Linked DNA regions of Homo sapiens: region 2 is linked to region 1. Evidence: chromatin contacts called from ENCODE Hi-C or POLR2A ChIA-PET data. All regions are on one chromosome and are shown on one strand. The core of a region is the stretch at or near the end of the contact, and the rest is flanking DNA. Distances in the headings are between cores, read along the strand shown.

Evidence for each region. Hi-C counts contacts between places; a loop is a spot of excess contacts on that map. ChIA-PET counts read pairs that join two places held with the same protein, here RNA polymerase II (POLR2A).
Region 2: a map of A673 shows a loop between it and region 1 (11-fold over the local background). The contact joins the enhancer-like site here to the promoter of LINC01897 in region 1. A Hi-C loop is called at or near these places in 4 of 168 maps with a recorded cell type or tissue (A673, OCI-LY7, breast epithelium and 1 more) and 2 of 37 single-sample maps with no recorded cell type. POLR2A ChIA-PET finds 5 or more read pairs at or near these places in 2 of 52 experiments (GM12878 and PC-9).

The regions. Positions count from the first base shown.
Region 1 is chr18:57,959,249-57,965,092 of GRCh38, forward strand. LINC01897 (long intergenic non-protein coding RNA 1897) reads right to left here and starts at 2,379. Exons shown (of 2, transcript XR_007066389.1): 1 at 2,254-2,379; 2 at 1,988-2,158.
Region 2 is chr18:57,923,840-57,929,605 of GRCh38, forward strand. No RefSeq gene overlaps it. Among named protein-coding and RNA genes, the nearest start is that of LINC01897, 35 kb to the right of the region's middle. Within about 2 kb of position 2,057, at least 2 of the 41 ENCODE cell types and tissues checked have a DNase peak (open chromatin) inside an H3K27ac peak, as active enhancers do; they include PC-9, where a contact is called at or near this core.

The DNA.
Region 1 (5,844 bases), core at 1,129-3,628:
CCTCCCCCTCCGATTCTTAAAGTGGTTAATTTTTTTTTCCTGGAATGGACATTATTAATATTTCAAATTTGTTCTCATTGCTTTATAAACTGTAACCATGGATCCAGCTCTAATAAAGATGTCCCAGTGAGTTAATCATGCTAGGGAACAGAAAAACTCAGGGACATTCAGAATCACAGCCAGAAGGGGGCAATCCTTCTCACATCATACCTAAGACTGCAGCTCCTGTCAGGCTGCGTGTTCATGTGTAAGGCACCACAGGCCCCGTGGTGCCAGCTCACCAGCTCATCTTGGTGCCAGCTCACCAGGTCACGTGCTGACTTTACCAGTACATGTATGCTAATTAGTTATCATCCAATTGTTTGCCTTCCTAAAGGAATGAGGGCATCATCTCCTAGAATTTGTCTTCTAAGCTCTTCTCTTGACCCCGGAAAGAAATAGTGGACTTCATTGTTTTAGGGTGTTTCATTTTTGGAACACGAATTGCAGATGGGTTCGTGGTTGGCCGAGAGGAGCCAGGCCGAGAAGTTTGGCTATTTTGTCAAAGGCAATGAGAAGCCACTGAAGGTTTTAAGCAGAAAAGAATTACAGATTTGCATTTGAGAAGTATCAGTTTGGAGAATAAATTAGGGAGGCGTAAGATTTGGAGGCACAGAAGCCAGGTGGAAGGCTGTTTTTCAGGCTAGAAAAGTGGTAGTCTGTTGTAGGTTATATGCAATAGATTTGGAGAGAATGGGTTAGATGCAGGGATGTTTATGAAATGGGAATTGACTGGCTTACTCTGGAGGGGATGGGAAGGGAGGCAGAAAGGAGTCACAGATGACATCTTTATTTGTAGATTGGGTTGGAGTAGATGGTGGTGTCAATTAATGAGATAGGAAACCTAGAGAAGGAGTAGTTTATTTATGGGGGAAAAAAGATATGAGGAATTGAACTTGGGACATGCTGATCTGGAGGTGCCTACAAACCATTCAAGAAAAAGTGTCCTACAGACAATTGGAGATGCAAAGCTTGGAGCTAGGGGAGAGGTCTGGGCTAGAAACACAGGCCCATTCCCTCCATGGAGATGGTAACTGACACCATGAGAGTGAAGATTACCCAGGGGTAGGGATGATGAAGACAGAACAGGGTCCGGGAGGGAACGCTGAGGAAGACCAATATGAAGACATGGATGAACAAAGAGGGGACTAGAAAGAAGTCAGCAGGGGGACTGGAAAGAAGTCAGTAGAAAGATGTGTTATCACACAGGTGAGCCTTGAGGACATTACACTAAGTGAAAAGCCAGTCACAAAAGGACAAATACTGTATAAGTCCACTCATAGGAGACATCTAGAATAGTCAAACTCACAGAAAGTAGACACCAGTTGCGGTGGCTCATGCCTGTAATCCCAGCACTTTGGGAGATCAAGGTTGAGAATCACTTGAGGCCAAGAGTTCAAGACCAGCCTAGGCAACATAGTGAGACCCCCATCTCTGCCAAAAAAAAAAAACTAAAAACCTTAGCCAGGTGTAGTAGTGCATGCCTGTAGTCTCAGCTACTCAGGAAGCTGAGGCAGAAGGATTGCTTGAGGCAGGAGGATTGTTCGAGGTTGCAGTGAGCTGTGATCACACCACTGCACTTCAGCATGAGCAACAGAGGGAGACCCAGTCTTGGAAAAAAGAAACAGAAAGTAGAATGGTGGCTGCCAGAGGCAGGGGGCAGCAGGGAATGGGGAATTGTGGTTTAACAGGTATTGAGTTTCAATTTTGCAAGATAAAAAGAGTTCTGGAGACACATGGTGGTGATGGGTTATGGCCACACAGCAGTGGGGATGTACGGAATGCCACTGGTCTGTGCACTTAAAGATGGTTATGATAATAAGTTTTATGTTTTGTGTATTTTACAACCTTTTAAAAATAAAAAGTGTGTGCTATTGTGGGAGCCAAGATAACAGAGCATTTGGGGGGATGCAGTGTAGTCAGGAAGCATGCCAAAAGCCAAGTATGATTAGAACTAAAACATGTTTATTTATTAATACTTTACCAACGTGGTGACCACTAATGTTCTTTTTAAAAGTAGTTTTCTAGGCATGGGGGGCACAGAAGTCAGGTTTCTATGGATTAAAGACTAGAGGGTTTCCAGTCAAGTTGGCCTTGGAAGTTCAGGTCCTCCTCTTTGCTGCAATATAACAAAACATAAAAACATATAAAAACACATGAAAATATAAAAACAAAACAAAAATATAAAAATAGGCCAGTATAAATAGCACATACACACTTGCTGCAATAAAGCCAAGCTACAAAGGGTTTCCTGACTGCTCTTAAATATTCTCAACAGCATTATGGGGCAGTATTTCCTTGTCCTCAATACAAGACCTGGGCCTGTGGTGAAGTCAACTGTGAAAGGGGAGTGAGGGGAAATGAGAGAGGGAGAGGGAGAGGGAGAGAGAGAGAGAGAGAGAGAGAGAGAGGGAGAAATAAGCCAAAATTCTAAAACATACAAAAACAATTAAGAAAGGCATCCAACAAAATCAACAGTCAAAAGATAAATTCATTCTACATGATTGCAGTAATAAAATATTAAACTATTTAATATATATATATATTTAAGATCTACAGAGTAATAAATGAAGAACTTACATACCTAATAGAAATTTTATCAGGCAATAAAGGGAATAATGAAGAGAATTGTGAAAAGAAATAACAAGAAATATTTGAGGAGAAGATGGCTGAGAATGTTCCATCACCACAAATATGTCCTTAGATCAAAAGTATTCTCCCCATGCCAGAAGGTTAAATAAAAATAAAACCACACCTAGAAATAACATAATGAAACAGCTGAATAAAAATTCCAGAGAGAAAATCTTAGAAGCTACCAGAGAGAAATAGCAGTCAGATTAGCTAAAAGGGAATAGGAATTAAACAGCCCCATATATTTCTCATCAGCAATAACAGAAGCTAGAAGACCATGAGGTGGTATCTTCACAGTGTTGAGGGTAATATAAATGATTTTTCAAGTTATTATTCAAGAAGGAAGACAAAACTAAGACAGCAGGAATGCACCAGCCACCAATATTCCCTATTAAAGGAGACACGTCAGCAGAGAATAATGTGAACCCAAAACAACAGTGTGGGACACAACACACAATTGTGTAGACAGACATCAATAAAATAGTTCAGAAAATCATTGTTTTAAAAATTATCTTTCAGGTTTTAAAAAGGTGGAATTAAAACTCTAGAAACAATTACAAATATGTATGAGAAGGTTCACAGCAGTTTTATTCATAGTGGCTAAAACCCAGAAACAAGACAGGTGTAATATTAATAGGTGAATGGAAAAATAACTTGTGATATATTCATACAATAAAATATTACTTAGCAAAAAGTACACAAAAAGACTGATAGGTGAATTAATATGAACAAATTTTGCAGAAATGCTGAATGAAAAAGCCAGACCCAAAAGTGCACATCAATACTCCATTATTTCATTTATACAAAGTTCAAGAACAGACAAAATGAATTCATGGTGTCAACACAGGGGTTATACTTAGAAGGGAAATATTTGTTGGGATGGATTACAGGAAGTCTGTGGAGTAATGTAAATGTTGTATATCCTGGATTACAGGAAATCTGTGGAATAATGTAAATGTTGTATATCCTTTTATTTTTATTTTATTTTTTTCTTTTTGGGAGACAGGGTCTCATTTAGGATGGAGAGCAGTGGCACGATCACAGCTTACTGCAACCTCGATCTCCTGAGTTCAAGCGACTCTCTGGCTTCAGCCTCCCAAGTAGTTGGGACTACAGGCATGCACCACATCATCTGGCTAATTATTATTATTTTTAAATTTTTTGTAGAGACAGGGTCTTGCTATGTTGCCCAGGCTGGCTTCAAACTCTTGGACTCAAGTGATCCTCCCACTTTGGCCTTCCAACTTGCTGGGATTACAGGCGTGCCCAGCCTATACCTTGATTTTTACAATTCATTGAGCTATATGCTGAATATTTATGCGCTTTATTTTATGTAAATTGTAGCTGACTTTTTAAAAAACCTGCCAGCATTATAAAAATTGTGGGAGAAATAATGGGTACAGTCAGTAAAAGTTGTACAATTGATCATTTTAAACTCATGATCCCTAATAACCAAATAGTGGGAAGTAATTATAATGAAAGAGATGATGTAAGGAGCAGAAGAAAATGCAAACAAACAAATAAAACAAACCTTTCACTTTCATTCATATCTTCAGAAGATAAGAAAGGATGTTGTGTATATGAAGCAAGGTCAGGGACGCTAAACATAAGGAACATTTTGAAAACAACAAAAAAAGAATTGTTAGAAATTAAAAATATAATTTTAAAAACTTCAAGCAAAGTATTGGAGAATAAAATAAAAGTCATTTCCTGGAAATCAGAAAAAAAAGGACAAAGACAAAAATAGGGAAAAATGTAACAAAATTAGAGGATCCATTTAAGAGATCTAACATCTGAATTAGGCATTCTTAACCTGGGGTCCCCAGACTCCTAAAAGGTCTGTGGAATGAGTTCGTTCATAAACCCATATGGTAAAATAATACATCTTTATTTTCCCTAACCTCTAACAAATATACAACATTTCCTCTTTTAAATGTCCAGGCAGCCATGTGTGGCAGCTCATGCTTATAATACCAACACTTTGGGAGGCTGAGGTGGAAGGATCCCTTGAGCCCAGGAGTTCAAGACCACCCTGGGCAACATAGCAAGACCTCATCTCTACAAAACATAAAAACATTAGTCAGGCGTGGTGCTGTCCTTGTAGTCCCAGGTACTTGGGAGCCTGAGGCGGAAGGGTCACTTGAGCCCAGGAGTTCAAGGCTGCAGTGAGCTAAAATGCCACCACTGCACTTCAGCCTGGGAGACAGAACAAGACCCTGTCTCTAAACAATAAATAAAAATAAGTAAGCTGGGCGCGGTGGGTCATGCGTGTAATCCCAGCACATTGGGAGGCCAAGGTGTGTAGATCACTTGAGGTCAGAAGTTTGAAACCAGCCTGGCCAACGTGGTGAAACCCCATCTCTACTAAAAATAAGCCAGGTTTGGTGGCATATGCCAGTAATCCCAGCTACTTGGGAGACTGAGGCAGAAGAATCACTTGAACCCGGGGCAGGGGAGGTTGCAGTGAACCGAGATCTCACCATTGCACTCCAGCCTAGGCGACAGAATGAGACTCCATCTTAAAAAACAAAAACAAACAAACAAACAAAACAGTAAGTAAATATGTAAGCAACAAAGCACAACTTTACTGCAACTTTGTCACCAATAGAAATCATAGGTATTTTACAATCCTATTGCGGTTGTTACAGATATCTTAAAATTAGTTTGCATTCAACTTTATTTAAAAATGGTAGTTTATTAAATTTGCTATTGTCTTATTATTTAAAAACATATATAACTCTATAATGAATTTATTTCTTTTTTATTTTTATTTTTAAAAATTTATTTCTTAATGTTGTGTCAACTGTACCTCAAAAGAAAGTGTTTGTCTTTGTAATCCTATGCATTTTATTTTGTGCATCTAAGAATATTATTGTGAGAAGGGGCTCATGATACAAAAACAAGAGTATTTGATCTGAAAAATATAAGTTCCAGAAGGAAAGTAAGCTATCAGAGACAACTAATTTAAAAAATGGAAGAAGAAAAATATTTTTAGACTGAAGAATATGAATTTCCAGATTGAATGGGGCTGCCCTGTGCTCAGCACAATAAATGAGAAAGATCCACTTCAAGAGCTAGAATAGTGAACTTGCAGTACCTGTGTGATCAAGTAAAGACCCCAGAAATCTTCCAAAGAGGAAACAAAGTGATATATAAAGCACTGGGAAACATGAG
Region 2 (5,766 bases), core at 807-3,306, 36 kb before region 1:
GTGGCCTAGCAGATGGTCCCTCTCTGTGGATTTTGGCAGTGTTCTTGGCTGCTGGTGCTCCTTTTATTCTCAACCCATTTCCAAGCCATGCTCTTCAATGTTCCCATTAATTTCATACACCCTTTCCATACATCGTGTTTCCTACTTCAGTTTGCCAGAGTTGACTTGTGTTTGTTGTCACCAAGAAACCCGGACTCTGCTCCTTGTCAATTATGGTGTTTATTTTAATTTGTTTCTAAAACTAAGTATGAAGAATTGGTCAGGACCTGTATTTCTTTTTGTGTGTGTGTGAGACAGAGTCTCACTCTGTTGCCCAGGCTGGAGTGCAGTGGTACAATCTCAGCTCACTGCAACCTCCACCTCCCAGGTTCAAGTGATTCTCGTGCCTCAGCCTCCTGAGTAGCTGGGACTACAGGTTTGTGCCATCATGCCCCATTAATTTTTGTATTTTTAGTAGAGACGGGGTTTTGCCATTTTGGCCAGGCTGGTCTCGAACGCCTGACCTCAGGTGATCTACTCAGCCTCCCAAAGTGCTGGGATTACAGGTGTGAGCCACCGCGCCCAGCTGCAAATACCATTTTTATGGGAAAATAAGATGGGCCCCAAAGCACCTTGTTAAGGATCATAATCTGGCATAAACACAGCCCATTTGTGAACTGGAAGCACTTGTCTTCACTGCCTTTTGTCAATACTAAATCCCATTGTGTCTTCATGTTTTTTTACACAGCCCACATTTCGAGATTTACTCTTTAAAAAAAACCCAAACCTTGTGACATCTTTGTGTCCACATCCTTTGCCAAGAACTCTATGCTCATGTTCTTCACTTCTATAAACTTAGCTTCCTGACTCCGCTACCAGACCCTCGCCCAGGACTTTGAACATAGAACTCCTATTCTTTCCAGCCCATGATGATTTCTCAGAGAAACCATCAAATGCAGAACTGATCTCCTTCCACCAAGTGTCCTCCCCATCTGCATGCCAGGTCTTAGGCCTGACCTTGTCAGCCATGAACTAGTTTTGCCCAAGCCTAGCACAGCAGCATTGACCAAAGAGTCCTTTGTGTTCCAGAGCTTACAAGTCTATTACCAACCAAATATAGATGTTTCCTGTGTCCTCCAGGGAAAAGTTCTCCAAGTATTGCTTTTACACTAGGGTATATCTGGAAGAGCAAACATGCAAGAACAAAACATTCAGGAATATTCTGAAAAAAGGGTAATGGAAAGGACTTGCCCTACTAGCAATTACAATTTATTAGAAAGCAAACTCATATAAAAATATGGGTATTGTGGTAATAAACAGGCCAATGGAATAGAGCTTCAGAATGGGAATTAGAACCAGGAGGGAAAGATATCTTCTTTAATACATGGCATCAATGGACAGTTAACTAGCTATTTGGAGAAAAAATTTCAGCGGGCTCCAACATGGGAGGGTGATATGCTTGATGTAAAGATGCCAACAAATGTAGCCAAGGATATAAAGTTTCTTTAATGGCAGGGGATACTGAAAAGTGTCTGAAAATCATGCCCACACAAAGTGGATTGAGGGCGCCCAGGTGGAGGCTCCCAGGCCCCTGCACGTCCCATGAGAACACAGGTGCCTGGAATACCAATCTCCTAGTAAGAGAAGCGTGCACCCGCCTGTTCTTGGGGGACTTTGTGCCCTACCTGGACTCTCCTACCTGTTCTGGAGACCCTGGCTATGTGCCTAGTATTCATCAGGTCTAAGCAACTTGTTCAAAACAGCTCCAGGACTTTCTTAAATGTTTGCTGCAAGGCAAGGTAAATTGAAGCTCAACTTCTCAGGATGTGACTGTCTTCTGGCAGGACCAGGCCTCAGGCCTGCTGGAGAGTGCTTCCTCTATTCTCCTATCTCACCCCTTATATCAGAATATCTTCCAGCCAGACCAAAGATTTATATATATATAATGAATATTGGCAATAATAGTACTAATGTAGAGAAAGCTCTGAGAAAAGCATGAGTAACACTTCTGAAAAATGGGCAAAGGATATGAAAAATTCAAAGAGGGCAAAATACAAGTGCGAGTACATGCATGAAGAGATACTGTCATTCTCAAATGATTATGTAAATGCATTTCTAAACAGTGACTCAGCATGTTTCAATGATTAGATTGGCAAAGATTAAAAACATTGAGAATCTACAATGTTAGTGAGAGTGTGGTATGTAGAAATTCTTATTTACTTTTGGAGAATGTTAGTAAAGTTATCTTGAAGAGGAATTTGGTTGAAACTATCAGAAGTTTCAGGGTACATTGCTGGTAGGAATTAAAAAATGGTACAACCATTTTGGGAACTAGATACTTTCTTATAAAGTTAAATATACACCTACTGTATGAACCAACCAGTCATTACACTTATAGGTGCTCAAGGTCCATGGAAACAAATATCCACACAATACCATGTACAAAGATATTTGTAGCAGCTTTATTCACTGTAGCTTAAAACTGAAAACAACCCAGAAATCTGTCCACCAAAAAATGCATAAACAAATTGTGGCCTACCTATACTGTCCATTCCATCCACCGGATACTACTCATCAGTGAAAATGAAGGAAGTACTAATATGTACAACAACACATGAATCTCAAGGGAAGCCAGAAGCCAGAGCCCATGCTGGGTGTAGAACTCTTCTTTATAGAAGATCTAGAAAATGGGCCAGGCACACTGGCTCATACCTGTAATCCCAGTGCTTTAGGAGACCAGCCTGGGCAACATAGCAAGACCTCATCTCCACTATAAACTTAAAAAATTTAGCCAGGTGATTTGGCATGCACCTGTAGTCCCAGCTACTTGGGAGACTGAGGCGGGAGGATGGCTTGAGCCCAGGAAGTTAAGGCTACAGTGAGCCGTAATTGCACCACTGCACTCCAGCTTGGGCAACAGAGCAAGACCCTGCCTCATAAAAATAAAAATAAAAATCTAGAAAATGTAGGCCAATGTATAGTGGCAGAAAGCAGATCAGTGTTTGCCTGGAGCAGGATATAAATGGGGGGATAGACTACGAATGGAAAAGAAGAATGGAAATATTCTGTATGTTGATAATGCTAGTGGCCTTACAGGTGTATATATTAATATATATTCACAAATGTGTATACATAAACACAGGTATTATATATATGTTAAGACTCATTAAATTGTACATTTTATATAGGCCCATTTCTGTAAATTATATCTCAACAAAATTGATTTTATAATTACATCAAAAAGATACCTGTATTGCTATGTTTATTGCAGCACTGTTCACAATAGCAAAGAGATGGAATCAACCTAAGTGTCGATCAATGGATGATTGGATAAAGAAAATATGGTGCATATACACCCTGGAATACTACTCAGCCATAAAAAAGAATGAAATCATGTATTTTACAGCAACATGTGTGGAACTGAAGGCCATTATCTTACATGAAATATCTCAGAAATGGAAAGTCAAATACCACATGTTCTCACATATAAGTGGGAGCTAAATAATGTGTATATATGGACACAGAGTTTGGAATAATAGACATTGGAGACTTGAAAGGGTGGGAGGGTGGGAGGGGGTGAGGGATGAGAAATTACATAATGAATACAATGTAAATACACTATTCAGGTGATGGTTACACTAGAAGCCCAGATTTTACCACTATGCAATATATCCAGGTAACAAAATTGCACTTGTACCCCTCAATCTATACAAAATTTTTAAAAATGGAAAAAAATGATTTAAAAAGTTAAAGAATGCATTCTCTTTGATCCAGCGATTCCACTTCCAGGAATTTACCGTACATAGATATTCACACAACTGTGCAAATATGCAGGCATAAGGGTGTGCATTGCATGATAGTTTGTAGTTGTGCAACCATTGAAAATGGCCAAACTATCCACCAAGAGGGCAGTAGATAAACAACCAAAGGTGAAAGAGCTGCTATAGCCTGTCCTGTAAACTCCAAGAGGGCTGTGTCTCCAGACCTCACACAGTGCTGGGCATACTTTATGCAGGGATGTGGAAAGGGAGTCAAGGTATATTAGGTAAAAAAAAAAAATCAACTTTTAACTTTTAGGAATAGATGAACCCACTAGAATGGAACTATTTATGTTAGAGCCAGAATTAATTTGGTGTCTTTAGGATTATGTGAGAAGACTGAGGGTCTTGTAGGAAGACTTTGTTCTTGGGTGAGGCTGAGACATCCCTGGGAGAGTTGAAACAGGATGAGCTGCTGTTTGCTGCAGGGAGATCAAAGGAAGAGTTCAGATGCAGACAAGTGAGGGCTAAGTGTCCCGCCATAGAGGGGTTTAGTCCACTGCAGTGCCCTGTGACAGGGGCCTCAGAGAACCACAGCAACACAGGGCTGTCAGAAAGGGAAAAGGGTCCATGCCCTACTCACTGGGACCTGGGACCTGTGCAGGTGGAGCCAAACAAGGTTGGTTCAGGTGAAGGCAATGAGCACCAGGGGTTTGGCCTGCTTGGTTCCTATCCAGGTTGTCATCGGCTCCAGCAGGTCTCATCCAAGGGGCAGACCTCCAAGACCTCAGCATTTCAGCAGCAGTCGGAGAGGTGGGAAAGAGCAAAGGAAGCAAAAGCAGAACTAACATGCTGGATGAAGGAATCCATTTCCCAAGTCCCCAGGGTCAGAATGTCTTCATCTCTTGAGGGATAGATTCCCTGCAACAGAAACAGGACTGGGGCCAGACTCATCTCCCCTCTCTCCATCTCCCCTCTCTCCATCTCCCCTCTCTTCCCCATCTCCTCTTGATGGGAAAGGCCCAGGCTGAGTGCAGAGCAAGCAACGAATCATTGCATGATGAGGAAGGATGGTGCAGTCTCTTCCAGGCCTCGTGCTCTGGGCTTCCAGGCCTGGTCCTATAGTCATGAGGCTCTGGAACCGGGGAGGGGAGGAAGTCTGTATTTCAAAGTCCTCTGTGCCCTTCCTTTGCATGGAAGGTGACGGTTTGTGTTGTTGGGATCAAGTTGACATCACTAGGAAGGTGTCCTTAGTCATAAGGGTCATGGAGAAGCAGTAACACGTGCCACTGGATTAATGGTCTTGGTGCTGGAAGACAGTCCAGAAATTTTTTGGAAGGAAAAGTAGAAAAGTGATATCAAGCCAATGCTTATCCTTGGTCTGTGACTTTCAGAGATTTCCAGGAGCTGCTGTTTCTTGATTTGAGTTCTAGAGGCTGCTCTGGCCTGTAGGTAGGACAGACACTGTAATTTGACCCCAGAGACCATGGGATGTTCCTAAAAGTAGTTATCCTTGGCTGGAGCACTAACTGGTGTCAGGAGAGCTGGCAAACTTCTTGGATGGTGTACTACGTTGAATAGTGACTCCCTCAAAATTCACGTTCATCTAGAACCTCAGAATGTGACTTTATTTGGAAACATCTTTGCAGATGTGGTCAAGTTAAGGTAACATCATATTGGATTAGTGTGGGCCCTAAAGCCAAGGTCTGGTGTCCTTATGAGGAAAGAGAGATTTGGAGACACAAACACAGAGACACACAGAGAAGGCAACGGGACAACAGAGGCAGAGATTGGAGTGATGTGTCTGCAAGACAAGGAAGTCCATGGATGGTTCGTTCCAGCAGACATTGAAAGGGGCAAGGAAGGATCCATTCCAAGTGTCTTAAGAGAGTGCCTGGACTGGTTGGCCCCTTGAGTTCAGATTTCTAGCCTTCAGAACAGTGAGGAAATATGGCTGGGTGTGGTGGCTCACTCTTGCAATCCCAGCACTTTGGGAGGCTGAGGTGGGTGTATCACTTCAGGCCAGGAG